Regions from separate parts of the Homo sapiens genome. Here region 2 is linked to region 1. Evidence: read pairs that join two places in POLR2A ChIA-PET (ENCODE). Cell type or tissue: A673. All regions are shown on one strand. Links, peaks and the distances in the headings refer to the core of each region. The heading gives the core; the rest is flanking DNA.

Region 1 (6,862 bases), core at 1,015-6,014:
CTATACCCTTCTTAATATCAACCCAACAACTCCCCTAAATACGCCCTCTGGATCTTCCACTAAGATCCCTTCCTGGCAAGCAGCTTTCCTCAGCCCAGTCAAGAAGCTGGTCATGGCCCTTTGCAACATTGAAGGAAATGGGAAATGAAGGCATGCTGAGGTCCCAAAAGCCTCAGGCAGAGAGCCTACGAGTGTTCACACGGCTCTGCCTCTCTTTACTGCTCTCCAGTTTAGGGAGAATTTGCTTGAGAACCTGTGTTTGTGCAGCAACTTGATCAAGTTTGCTATGAACAGATGCTTATGTTTACTACATTTATTAATACAGGCAGCTGAAGGAATCGAGAAATGGGGAAGGGTTTTGGGAAGGCCTTGCCGAGGGAACACTCGAGGCATGTGTGTCTCTGACTCTGTCCCTTCCCGCCCTCCCTCTTCCTTACTCCTGCTGTGAAAGCTGTGGAGATGTGCACAAGGTTACAGGCCTTGCCGCTCCCCTCAGCACTCCCACTGTCTGTCCAGGGAGGAAGATCAGTGGGTCACAAAGGCAAGCTTAGCAATGAGATCCAACACAGAGCCCTCTGCTCCCTTTCTTTCTCAGTTAATCTATTAGATGAGCTGCTTAAACACTTTTTGGTTGTTTTTAATGTTCCGAGCAGGAATAGCTGCTTAAAAATTTAATCACGCTCGACCCTAAGCTTTTTGGGAGCCTCTGGACAGCCCTGTTCATTGCTGTATCATCAGACCTCACATAGTACCAGACACACAGGAGCCTCTCAACAAGGGCTGTGCACTGGCCGATCCTCCTCCCAGGCTCCAGGAGGCCACCTCTCAGGGCCTCTCGACTGTGGCCTGTGCCTCCTATGGCTGTCTTCTCCGTTTCTTCCCCAGGCCTGCCCCTCTGAAGGTACTACCTACCTGGTGTCACCTCCTCAAAGTAGCCCAATCCTCTGCAGAAAACATTTCTGAAGGTAACAAGTAAGGCCCAGGAGAAACCCTCCTCTATGCCTCTGCAAAAAATAAGACAGGTCTTCAAGGGTACCTGGTTTTTACCAAGAGGATACCTTCCCTAGTCTAATGTAAGGGAGAGATCAAGGTTCAAGCCTTGAGAAGACCATTACTCAGAGGACTGGGCACCCCTGCAAAACTCGCCAGCCTCACCCGATGTCAAAGCCCCAAACCAACAGGCCTCAGTCTCAGAACAGTTTCAGACTTGCACATAACCAGACCCAAGCAGCCCTGCTGACGCCTCCCCTCCTTGGGGCGCCTCCCACTCACCATGAGCATGCAGAAGTCAGGCAGATGGCCTGTCATGCCGAAGACAGTGGTTTTCAGGTACTTCTCATGACCAGCCAAGTCGATGAAGGTAATGACTTTCGTGGACTTCTCACAGATCTTGGTCCACTCCAGGCTGCCGCCGTGGCTGTCAGGCTTGTTCACTACATTGCCTTCACTGTCAAAGCCCAGAATGTCGTTGCCCACACTGCTGGTGCGACCAGATTCAATTTCATGTTTGTGGCGGAAGAGTTTCTGGCGGGCAAAGCCTCGGCCATTGTCCAGCTCCCCATGTGTCAGGACCCCCAGAAGCGTGCTTTTGCCAGCATCCACGTTGCCCACCACTGCTACCCTGCGTGTAGATGAACCCATACATCTATGTGAGAGTTAGTGAATGAGTGAGGTGGAGCGACCATCATAACCCCAGTAATTGGATCCGCAAGTCCAGGCTTGCCCCGATCCCCTCCGGCTCACAGCTCCTCCTTGAGCCGGAGGAGCACAGTGGGAAGGTTCCTAGAGCTGCTGCTGTAGAGTCATCAGAAGGGCCCAGACTCCCACAGCGGCTATCTCCCTTAACTCCCACTAGCTTCTGGGTGCTGCCAGGAAGAGCCGCAAGGCTACCAGAGGCACAAAAGGCTCTTCTCCATGACCCTGGTTTCCAGGCTCACAGGCTGAAGGGAAAAGAAACACACCCACAGAGAATGGCCACAGAATGCACGGCTGGCCTCTCTCGTGCTCTTCCCAAAGTGACAGGGAAGTGCAGAATTAGAGCAAGGAGCCCACGTCTCCAGACACCTGGACACTCTTTCCCCGCCTCAGGAGGGGAAAGGATGGAGCTGACACGCCAAGTGCCACAGGCTCAGTCACCAACCTCTGTGAAGAATGGGGACCCCAAAATGTCCCGCGGCCTCCTCACCTGACCTCCAGGAAGTCATTGTCTCCTACTCGTTTCCGGACCAGGTAATCACGCACGCGGCCCCCAGCTTCTTGCCGTTCCCGCAGAAGGATGACATCGGCCTCTATCTGTTCCGCCATGCTCTTCACTGTGGCGTAGGAGGCCTCCATGTCAGCTTCACTCAGCCCATACTCAGTCCCATCTGGTGACAAGAGCCCAGACATCAGCAGGAGAGGGAGTCCTGACCAACCAGCCTGCCAACCAGCCAGCCAGGAACCCCACCTAACAAAGGCCACCACCCCCCGACCCCAGCACTGCAGAGGAACAGGGGTCCTCTCTACCTGAGAGAAAACCTGGGCACACACCAAGTTAAAACATGACAGTGCCACAGACCTCTCCATCAAGCAGAGCATTCGCTACTTCATTCAACAACAGCCACCGAGGCTCTCCCAGGTTTTATGCCAAGCCTCATGCTGGGTACTAGGACTACAGGTGCCCCTAGTGAGCTCACAGCCCAGTGGGGGAGGCAGACAGGAAATTAATTAATTGCAATACAGCTCAAGTGCTGCACTCTAGGACTGTGTGAAGAGAACATAAAGCACTGCCTGGGGAAGCCGAGGACAGTTCTGCAAAGGGCTGATGCCAAGCTAGGTCAACAAGTGCTGGGCCTGCAGAAGGAGGAAGGACATCCTAGCCAGAGGAACAAAGCGTGGCGTGGCAGATCATGGCAAGTTCAGGGACCAGGAAGCAGCTCAGTGTGTTGAGGAGCAGCATGGGTGACATGGAGTGTCGGGAGACTACATGAGAGGTGGAAGCAGCACAACAGACGGACAGCAGCGACACACCTTCTGCACCAGGCATTGAGACACCCGTAGGCTGAGGCAGGGGAGTAACATGATCAGATGGCTGTGGGTTAGAAAGATCTCCTGAGTAGCAGTGCCAAGTGTGCACCAGCAAGTGAGAGACCAGTAAGGGGGGAGTCCAGTTAGGAAGTAATTCTAATAATGCAGGCAAGAGATAATGACGACAGAAAGATGGAGGAAAATGGGGGAGGAACTCAGAAACATTTTAGAGATAAGATTTTTAACTGAGGTGGCTCAGGTGACATGTCCAGCAAGCAGCTGGAGAAATGAGTTTGAGCTCAGGACAAGGAAGGGAATCAGACAGAAGGCAGGACCAACCGACCAAACAGTTACTGAGCTCCTACTATATGACAACCCGTCAGCTGCTTTCCATGAGGTGCTGGATTTAATTTCCACAATCACTCCCTCAGCCTTTCCCAGCTGTCCTGTCTCTGAGAGCACCCCTGCTCCTTCCCTGGCTGGCTAACCCCTTCAGCATGTGTGACTCTCTTCCCCCGCACCAAATATTCTCCTTGTCTCTTCTTCTCTTCCTCCCACTCCAAACAAGCTCCTAAACTAAGGAAAGGAAAACCACCCCCCTTCCCTTGCCCCTGCTTATCTGCAAAGCTACCATCTCCTGTTTTTCCTTTCACCATCAAACATCTCGAGAGTCATCAACGCGTGTTGACTGTACTATCCCACCATCTACTCAATGGGAATCTGCCCACTACAGAAGAAACCGCAGTTGTCACATGCCACCAGTGGCCTTTTTTTTTTTTTTTTTTTTTGAGATGGAGTCTCACTCTGTCACCCAGGCTGGAGTGCAGTGGCACAATCCTTGCTCACAGCAACCTCTGCCTCCCAGGTTCAAGCGATTCTCCTGCCTCAGCCTCCCAGGTAGCTGGGATTACAGGCGCCCGCCATCATGCCTGGCTAAGTTTTGTATTTTCAGTAGAGACGGGGTTTCACCATGCTGGCCAGGCTGGTCTCGAACTCCTGACCTCAAGTGATCTGCCCGCCTTGGCCTCCCACCAAAGTGCTGGGATTACAGGCGTCAGCCATCATGCCTGGCCCACCAGTGGCCTTCTAAACTCTCTAATGCCCTCTTCTTGACTCCTACAGCATTCGATACTGCTGGCCACTCAGCCTTTCCCTCTTGAAGCACTTCCCTCCCACCCTGCTCACGCATCACCTGACCTCTCCTGATGTGCCTCCCCACCCCGTCCCCCGCTCTTGTCTCCTGAATGCCAGTTTTTTCCAGTAGTCTGTCAGTGGCCCTGTTCTGTTTCCTCCAAACTTTCCCCTTGGCCATCTTGTTCTATGGCTTTGGCTGTCATTTTGAAAACTATAAAAACACTCATTTCTAACACCATCCTATGCCCAGAACTCCAGACTGAATTTCCAATTGCCTGGATAACTCCTAGAAGTCTGATATCCAAACTCAACACCCAACCCAACCCTCTTTTAAACAACAGCACAGACACTAACAATGTTAATAAAGCATTTTATTTCTCACTGTAATCTTATGAGGTAGGCATTACTGTTCCCTTTTAACAGTGGGGTAAAAAGAACCTAGGGAGATCTCAGAGCTTGGGGGAGGCCATGAGTTCAGGTCTTCAGATTCCAAAACCAGAGCCTTTTCCTCTTACTGCCTGACCAGTTCCTTCTTTATTTCTGACAATGACAATACCATCTCTCTAGCCACCAGTCTCCTCAGTCCAGTCCTGATGATTCTAGCATTTTACCTTGCCTCCTTCCCTGATGTCTGCCCTTTTTGCCAATCCGCAGCCACCAGCCTGATTCAGGCTGTTATTCTACCTGAACCACCACAACAGACTCTTAACTTTTGTCTTTACAAATTCAGTCTCTATTCCCTCCAACCAACCCCTTAAGGTCCTAAATAAAGCACAACTCTGACGCCGTCACTTCAAGTCAAAGCTTATGAATGGCTCCCCAGGCCCAACTGCTTAACAGCCTCCCCATTTGTGCCGTACTCCCTCCTCACTTTCTTCTTGTAAGCTCTGTCATGGTGCAAGTGGCCCCATCACACACACAGCACTCCCCTTCCTTGTGCTGGGGTTCTCTGCAGGGTCCTAGCTCTACACCTTTGCTCATGGATTTCCTATCCTGAAAGCCCAACAGCGCACCTCCTCCTAGCAAAATCCTACTCATTCTGCCCACAAATGTCTGTGTCTCCCTTACATTTGCAATGTACTGCCTTGTGCAACAGTGTTTTGGATACACATCCTCCCCTCCCCGCACAATACATAAGCATCTTGAAAACAAGGAACATACCGCAACAATTTCCTGATGCCCCACAACCAGTGCCTTTCCTCAAATGTTTGTAAAATGTAAAACAAATGAACAAAGAGGGAGCGGTTGGGCTGAGGAGTTTCTAAATGCACGGCAAAGTGAGCTGTGAAAGCCTTCAGGGTTAGAGAAGGGTTTGCTGGGAGTGTTCCTAAGAAGGCTGGCTAAATTCTATTCAACCTCCCCTGCTCCTGTTCTTTCAGGTCCTGTTCCACACCAAGGGCTATCACCAACGTCACCTTGTCCATCAGGGCTCTCGGTCAGTCACATTACCCGTCTCCAGCATGCATCACATTCCTCACTCTGTGGAAGCCGAGACAAAGGTGGAGGAGAAAAGCTGCAGAGGTCCAATTACTAAAGGCCACATACTCAGCCATGCCAGACGCTAATCAGATTTCCATCCTGCCGGCTCATTCACTTTTCTTATATGTATTCTCCTCTTCTACAGGCTGCAAAGACTCCCTAGACTCTCAGAATAAAAGTCTAACCTCTTTGGCATGGCATTTAAGGACCCTCAGAATCTGAGCCCTGCCTTCCTCTGCCCAGCCTCTCCTCCTACCACTCAGGACCTCATACTCTCCACTCATCCTACTGGATTACTTTTGGTCCACTATATATTCCTGTCTCCAATGCCTCCATGCCTCTGTGAGAATGGTTTCCTCTGCCCATTCACTATTCCCTCCATTTACCTGGAAAATTCCTACTCATCCTTTAGAATCAATTAAAGGGCAGCTCCTCTTCACAGCCTTTCCTGACTCTTCCACAAAGACTTAGTACTCCTTGGCCGGGCACGGTGGCTCACATCTGTAATCCCAGCACTTTGAGGCTCAGGGGGATCACCTGAGGTCAGGAGTTCAAGACCAGCCTAGACAACATGGTGAAACCCCGTCTCTAATAAAAATACAAAAATTAGCCAGGCGTGGTGGCAGGTACCTGTAGTCCCAGCTACGCGGGAGGCTGAGGCAGAAGAACTGCTTGAACCCAGGAGGCAGAGGTTGCAGTGAGCCGAGATCATACCACTGCACTCCAGCCTGGATGACAGACAGAAACTCTGTCTCAAAAATAATAATAATAATTTTAAAATACTTAATACTCCTCCTATGTCCCCTGAACTTTTTTTTTTAATTGTTTTTCTTTAGAGATAGAGTCTCACTCTCGCCATCTCAGCTCACTGCAACCTCCACCTCCGGGGTTCAGGTGATTCTCATGCCTCAGCCTCCTGAGTAGTTGGGATTACAGCAGTGCACCACCACGCCCAACTAATTTTTTGCATTTTTAGTAGAGATGGGGTTTCACTATGTTAGCCAGGCTGGTCTCGAACTCCTGGCCTCAAGTGATTGGCCCACCTTGGCCTCCCAAAGTGCTGGGATTATAGGCATGAGTCTTCTTTTTCAAAGAAATCTCATGATAAATCAACTACAACCTGGGACCCTTAAAAAAATTATTACTGCAACTACTAATATTAGCTAACATTTATGTAATGCTCACTATTCACGATGATTTCCTTGAATTCTCATTTAATCTTCACTACTACACCATGGGAGAG
Region 2 (6,862 bases), core at 822-5,821, 290 kb before region 1:
AATCTATTGATATAGTTGCAATATCATTCTGTTTGACAAGTAGTAGTGGCTTGTGATTTGGATTGACTATCAAAAGAGACGTGATAGGCTTCACCCAGTATGCATTTCCTTGGCTTTAAGAAAAGATACAGGACAGGTGGGACAACGTGTGTAACAGCACAGAGCGGAAGTCTCAGGACTCCCACGTGTAGCTTCTGAGGCCCCTTGTCACTCACGCACACGGACACTTGGTCCTGAGGCTGAGGGAGTGTGGACCTGCCCAGCTCCGGGAAGCCATCAGCTCTGGGGCCTGCAGATTAAATACCTTTCTGTTTTTTTTTTTTTTCTTGAGACTGAGTCTCGCTCCATCACCCAGGCTGCAGTTCAGTGGCACGATCTCAGCTCACTGCAACCTCTGCCTCCTGGGTTCAAGTGATTCTCCTGCCTCAACCTCCTGAGTAGCTGGGATTACAGGTGCGTGCCAACACACCTGGCTAATTTTTGTTTTTTGTTTTTGTTTTTGTTTTTTGAGATGGAGTCTCGCCCTGTCACCCAGGCTGGAGTGCAATGGTGTGATCTCGGCTCACTGCAACCTCCACCTCCCAGGTTTAACAGATTCTCCTGCCCCAGCCTCCCTAGTAGCTGGGATTACAGGCACATGCCACCACACCCAGCTAATTTTTTGTATCTTTAGTTGACATGAGGTTTCACCATGTTGGCCAGGCTGGTCTCGAACTCCTGACTTCAGGTGATCTGCCGACCTCGGCCTCCCAAAGTGCTGGGATTACAGGCATGAGACACCGCGCTCGGCCAATTTTTGTATCTTTAGTAGAGAGGAGTGTTTCACCATGTTGGCCAGGCTGGTCTTGAACTCCTGACCTCAGGTGATATGCCTGCCTCAGCCTCCCAAAGTGCTGGGATTACAGGCATGAGCCACCGCACCCGGCCAGATTTAATGCCTTTTTAGTCAGGGACTCTTCAGTTCCTGGGCTGCTGTGTCTCATTGACTGAAATTACTCATGAATTATAGTTTTTAAAAAATTGTTTTCTATTTTTGCCCAGTTGTAGCATCAGGGTTGTGATAAACCTCGGTCATGATTTGGGAAGCTTCCCATCATTTTCTTTTCTCTGGAATAGTCTCTGTAATGTGGAATGATCTGTTCATTGACAATTTGGTAGAAATTGCCAGTAAAACCATCAAGGCCTGAGGTTAGGTGAGGATTGGTTACCTTTTCAGTGTCCTCATTGATGATCGACCTAACTGAGTGATTTTTCTCCATTTTGTGTCAGTTTTGGTGATTCTTACTTTTATGGAATATTTATGTAAGTGTGCTAGAAGGCCAAGCACGACTTTTCCATCTGCCCTGGAATTGGTGGCCGGGAGTTAAAACCATGGTCAAAGAGAGATTATGTACCTAACATCCTACAGAAAGCTTCAGATGGGTGAGGGTCAGACAGATACACCACAGAAAGACTCACGACAAGGTCTTGTGAAGAGGCATTCAGCTTTGGCCGGGAGACCCCAGCAACAGGCAACAAGCAACGGCTGGGAATTAAGAGGGCTTGGGAAACTGAGTGTGTAGAAAAACACACAAACTCAAGCCGTGTTTTTCCTCTGCTCTCGCACCAACACAACAACAGTCAACACAGAAGACTTCTGTGACCAAATGTGGGGGATTTCTTCCCACCAACAAACAAGCAATCCATTCTTCAGCAGGCACCAGCCAGGTGTCCTCTCAGTCACATCCAACATTGCCTTGAGATGGTGTCAGATCTCACAGGTTGAGGGCCCAGTCCCCAAAACTGCCCCTGCTTTAGACACCAGTAGAAAGCTCAGACATCTGGAGTGTCTGACCAACAGGCTTCAAGTTGAGGTTCCCATGACCCATTCTTTGGGTTCAGTTAATTTGCTAGAGCACTACTCTGGAGGCTGAGGCAGGAGAATTGCTTGAATCCAGGAGGCGGAGGTTGCAGTGAGCCGAGATCGTGCCACTGCACTTCAGCCTGGGCAACAGAGCGAGACTCCGCCTCAAAAAAAAGAAAAAAAGATCATTGAGTTCTAAGTGTGCCTAATTCACACTATGATTTTGTCTTTAACGCGTGAATGATTTAGGAGCGATAACGTGCTACCCTAGCAAGAACGGGAATCGAGCTCAAATACGGACACCACCGTGTCTAGCAGCACAGCCTACCCTGAACTCATTGGAAATCGATATCCATTTGTCCCTTAAAATATTTTAAGTAATTTTGGAGAGATGTAGGAGAATAATGCTTTTTTCTTTTTTTTTTTTTTTGAGACAGAGTTTCATTGTTGTCACCCAGGCTGGAGTGCAATGGCACGATCTCGGCTCACTGCAACCTCCCACTCCTGGGCTCAAGCGATTCTCCTGTCTCAGCCTCCCGAGTAGCTGGGATTAGAGGCAGCTGCCACCACGCCCGGCTAATCTTTGTATTTTTAGTAGAGACGGAGATTCACCATGTTGGCCAGGCTGGTCTCCAACTCCTGACCTCAAGTGATATGCCCATCTTGGCCTCCCAGAGTGCTGGGATTACAGGTGTGAGCCACCGAACCCAGCAGAGAATAATGCTTTTTAAACATTTTTTTAATTTTTAAATTTTTAATTAATTAAATTTAATTTTTTAATTTTTTAGAGACAGGATCTTATTCTGTTGCCCAGGCTGGAGTGCAGTGATGGCTCACTGCAACCTCAAACTCCCCAGCTCAAGTAATCCTCCCAGCTTTGCCTCTTTTTTTTTTTTTTTGAGATGGAGTCTCGCTCTGTTGCCCAGGCTGGAGTGCAGTGGCACAATCTCAGCTCACTGCAAGCTCCCCTTCCCGGGTTCACGCCATTCTCCTGCCTCAGCCTCCCAAGTAGCTGGGACTACAGGCGCCCACCGCCACGCCCGGCCAAATTTGTATTCTTTTTTTTTTTTTTTAGTAGAGATGGGGTTTCACTGTGTTAGCCAGGATGGTCTCGATCTCCTGACCTTGTGATCCGCCTGCCTCAGCCTCCCAAAGTGCTGGGATTACAGGCGTGAGCCACTGCACCCGGCCCCAACTTTGCCTCTTAAAATGCTTGAATTACAGGCATGAGCCACTGTACCCTGCCACGGTAATGCTTTTTAGGGGTGTATTAGTTGGGGTTCAGCCAATAAACAGAACCACTAAGATGTATATATTTTGTTTACGAATTTTAAAAAATCTGAATCTGACCTTATCCAGTTGCAGGGGCTGGTTAAGCAACCCCCATAAAATGTTGTCTTCACTGCCTGTGATGTTGGAGCTTGAAGTCTGCGGCGGGGTGGTTCAAGGGGCCATCAGAAAGGGATGAGGGATGCTAGGTGTGGGAGAGCAAGAGCCAGCTGGAACCCACAGGTCTGAGCTGTGGAGCGTACGAGGAGAGACAGAACCCATGTCATCGTTCTTGCCTCTGACTTTAATTGTGTCCTACTGGGGACCTTCCTCAAGGAGCTAAAGACACACACTTGGCTCAGGATCAGAGACACTCAGGGACCATCTAGGACTGCTCCTGGCAGCTGCAGGCCCAGGTGCTGCTTCACGCCAAGGAGATGTGAGCATGCCAGAAAAGGGCTGCTGCCTCACTTCCTCCCAGCAGACTTGCCAGGGCGGTCTCTGTGGCTAGCCCTGAAATCTGACCGCTGGGAAGGGAGGGCATCCTGACTTAGTGCACACATTACAGAGCTTCCGCAAGGGGGCAGAAGAGCTGACCCCAAACCCTGAGAATTTGATTAGGATTGCATCAAATCTGTAAACTTTTTTTTTTTTTTTTGAGATGGAGTCTTGCTCTGTCACCCAGGCTGAAGTGCAGTGGCTGGATCTCTGCTCACTGCAACCTCAGGTTTAAGCAATTCTACTGCTTCAGCCTCCTGAGTAGCTAGGATTACAGGTGCACGCTACCACGCCTGGCTAATTTTTTGTATTTTTAGTAGAGACCGGGTTTCACCATGTTGGCCAGGTTGGTCTCAAACTCTTGATCTCAAGTGATCTGTCCACCTCAGCCTCCCAAAGTGCTGAGATTACAGGCATGCACAACCGCACCTGGCCGATTTAACCTCTTAATATTAAGTCTTTCAATCCCAAAACATGGTATATCTCACCATTGATTTAGGTGTTTTTAAAAACTTTCTCTTAGTTCTTAGTAGAGTTTTGTAGTTTTCTGTGTATGGGTCTTATACAACTTTTGCAAGATGATTTTTTTTCTTTTTCTTTTTTTTTTTTTTTTTTGAGATACAGTCTTGCCCTGTCACACAGGCTGGAGTGCAGTGGCTCAATCACAGCTCACTGCAATCTTGACCTCCCCAGGTTCAGGTGATCCTCTTGTCTCAGCCTCCCAAGTAGTTGGGACTGCAGGTGCACGCCTCCACATCCAGATAATTTTTGTATTTTTTGTAGAGACAGGGTTTTACTATGTTGCCCAGGCTGGTCTTCAACTCTTAGGCTTAAGCGATCCACCTACCTCAGCCTCCCAAAGTGCTGGGATTACATATGTGAGCCACTGCACCTTGCCTGCAAGATGATTTTTTTTTTTTTTTTGAGATGGAATCTCACTGTCGCCCAGGCTGGAGTGCAGTGGCGCAATCTCAGCTCACTGCAACCTCCACCTCCCGGGTTCAAGCAACTCTCCTGCCTCAGCCTCCCAAGTAGCTGGGACTACAGGCACACCCCACCACGCCTGGCTAATTTCCATATTTTTAGTAGAGACAGGGTTCCACTATATTGGTCTGGCTGGTCTCAAACTCCTGACCTTAGGTGATCCACCCGCCTCGCCCTCCCAAAGTGCGGGATTACAGGCATCAGCCACTGTGCCCGACCATCAAGATGATTTTTAACACTCTGTTTTCAGGGACAGATTTCTGGTGATAGATAACAAACCAATATTCTAAATGGCTCACTATGGGCCAGGTGCTCTTTATAATATATGTAGCTATAATATGAATATGAACAAACTCGTTTAAGCCTCACAACCCACAATGAAGAAGTTGTATTATCATCTCCATTTCATATGACAGACTGAAGCACAGAGGTGCTAAGTAACTTGCTAAATGCCACAATCCAGTAAGTGGCAGAAGCAGGATGAAACCCAGGCAGCCGGCTGCAGAGTTGCCACTCACACTGCTCCCCTTGTGCTGCTTGGTAACAGTGACAAGCGTTCCTACCAGTATCCAATAGCACATAAAATCAGGACTGATGCTCTGTCAATATCAGACTTGACTCTTTTCTTTTTTTTTTTTTGAGACGGAGCCTCGCCCTGTTGCCCAGGCTGGAGTGCAGTGGCACGATCTCGGCTCACTGCAACCTCCGCCCCCCAGGATCAAGCAATTCTCATGCCTCAGCCACCCGAGTAGCTGGGATTACAGGCGCACGCCACCGCGTCTGGCTAATTTTTGTATTTTTAGTAGAGACGGGGTTTCACCACGTTGGCCAGGCTGCTCTCTGCTCTCTGCTAACTCCTGACCTCAGGTGATCTGCCCACCTCGGCCTCCCAAAGTGCTGGGGTTACAGGCATGAGCCACCATGCCCGGCCAGACTTTACTCTTACGTTCAGATTCATTGAACTCGTTCTATAAAAGCAAGATCTCCCCCCTCAGTTGCTGCAGGGGAGAGGGGACATCTTCATCTTTATCTTATAGTATTTCGTATATACAAAGATGTGCACAATTTTTAGAATGAGGCTATGGAACTTTGTTCATTAGCAGGAAAGCCCAATAGCAGGCTAGTAGAGCTACGTGTTACGGGATGAAAGGGAGTAAGAGTGGATAGAAATTTCCTTAAAAACACTTTGTGGCCGGGCGCGGTGGCTCATGCCTGTAATCCCAGCACTTTGGGAGGCCGAGGCGGGTGGATCACGAGATCAGGAGATCGAGATCATCCTGGCTAACACAGTGAAACCCCGTCTCTACTAAAAATACAAAAAATTAGCCAGGTGTGGTGGCGGGCGCCTGTAGTCTCAGCTACTTGGGAGGCTGAGGCAGGAGAATGGTGTGAACCAAGGAGGCGGAGCTTGCAGTAAGCCGAGATCGTGCCACTACACTCCAGCCTGGGCGACACAGCAAGACTTTGTCTTGGGAAAAAAAAAAAAAAAAAAAAAAAAAACAGTTTAAAACAGACCAGGCGTGGTGGCTCATGCCTGTAATCCCAACACTTGGGGAGGCCAAGGCAGGCAGATCATGAGGTTGGGAGTTCGACAGCAGCCTGGCCAACATGGTGAAACCCCACCTCTACTAAAAATACAAAAATTAGCCAGGCGTAGTGGTGGTTGCCTGTAGTCCCAGCTACTCGGGAGGCTGAGGCAGGGGAATTGCTTGAACCTGGGAGGTGGAGCTTACAGTGAGCCGAGATCACGCCACTGCACTCGACCCTGGGTGACAGAGCAAGGCTCCATCTCAAAAAAAAAAAAGAAAAAGAAAGAAAAGAAAAAAAAAAAGAAAAAGAAAACCACCACTAACAAACAAACAAACAAAACAGTTTAAAACAACAAAGACATCAGTTTAATCTCCCCCTAGTAACCATTGAAATACTATACAGTAGCCCATTCTCATACCAGATTGGAAAAGATCAAAGAGACTGAGTAGATAAATGAACAATGTTCTGCAGAGAGAACATGGTCCTGGTGAAGCCGGGTCCCAGCGGCCCCCGGCCCCCTCGCTCCCCTCGTGTCTTCCTCCACTCTGCCACAGTCATCACACCCAAAGCCAAATGCCCATCAACAACAGAACTGGCAAAGTGAGTGCCGGGTATTCACGGGTGGGATAGTGGACAGCAATAGGAATTGACCTGCAACCGTGATAAACAGAATGGGTGAACCTTGCAAACATAGGGTTGAGTGACAAGAGCCACACACAGAAGATTGTGTACTATGTG

The links. ChIA-PET counts read pairs that join two places held together with the same protein. Peaks named below come from ENCODE experiments on the same cell type or tissue, not always from the same donor. Only the 100,000 strongest peaks of a DNase experiment are listed, where the experiment ranks them.
Region 2: POLR2A ChIA-PET joins it to region 1 with 10 read pairs; 4 of 35 experiments call an interaction of 5 or more read pairs at or near these places.

The regions. Positions count from the first base shown.
Region 1 is chr22:38,711,411-38,718,272 of GRCh38, reverse strand. GTPBP1 (GTP binding protein 1) reads right to left here. Exons shown (of 12, transcript NM_004286.5): 3 at 2,186-2,366; 4 at 1,273-1,621. Among named protein-coding and RNA genes, the nearest start is that of GTPBP1, 8.9 kb to the right of the region's middle. In A673, for the core only: no CTCF peak of the experiment used is centred there; no DNase peak of the experiment used is centred there; H3K27ac peaks cover 2,569 bases.
Region 2 is chr22:39,000,105-39,006,966 of GRCh38, reverse strand. No RefSeq gene overlaps it. Among named protein-coding and RNA genes, the nearest start is that of APOBEC3B-AS1, 5.3 kb to the right of the region's middle. In A673, for the core only: a CTCF peak has its summit at 3,665 (motif pointing right); a DNase peak (open chromatin) is centred at 3,696.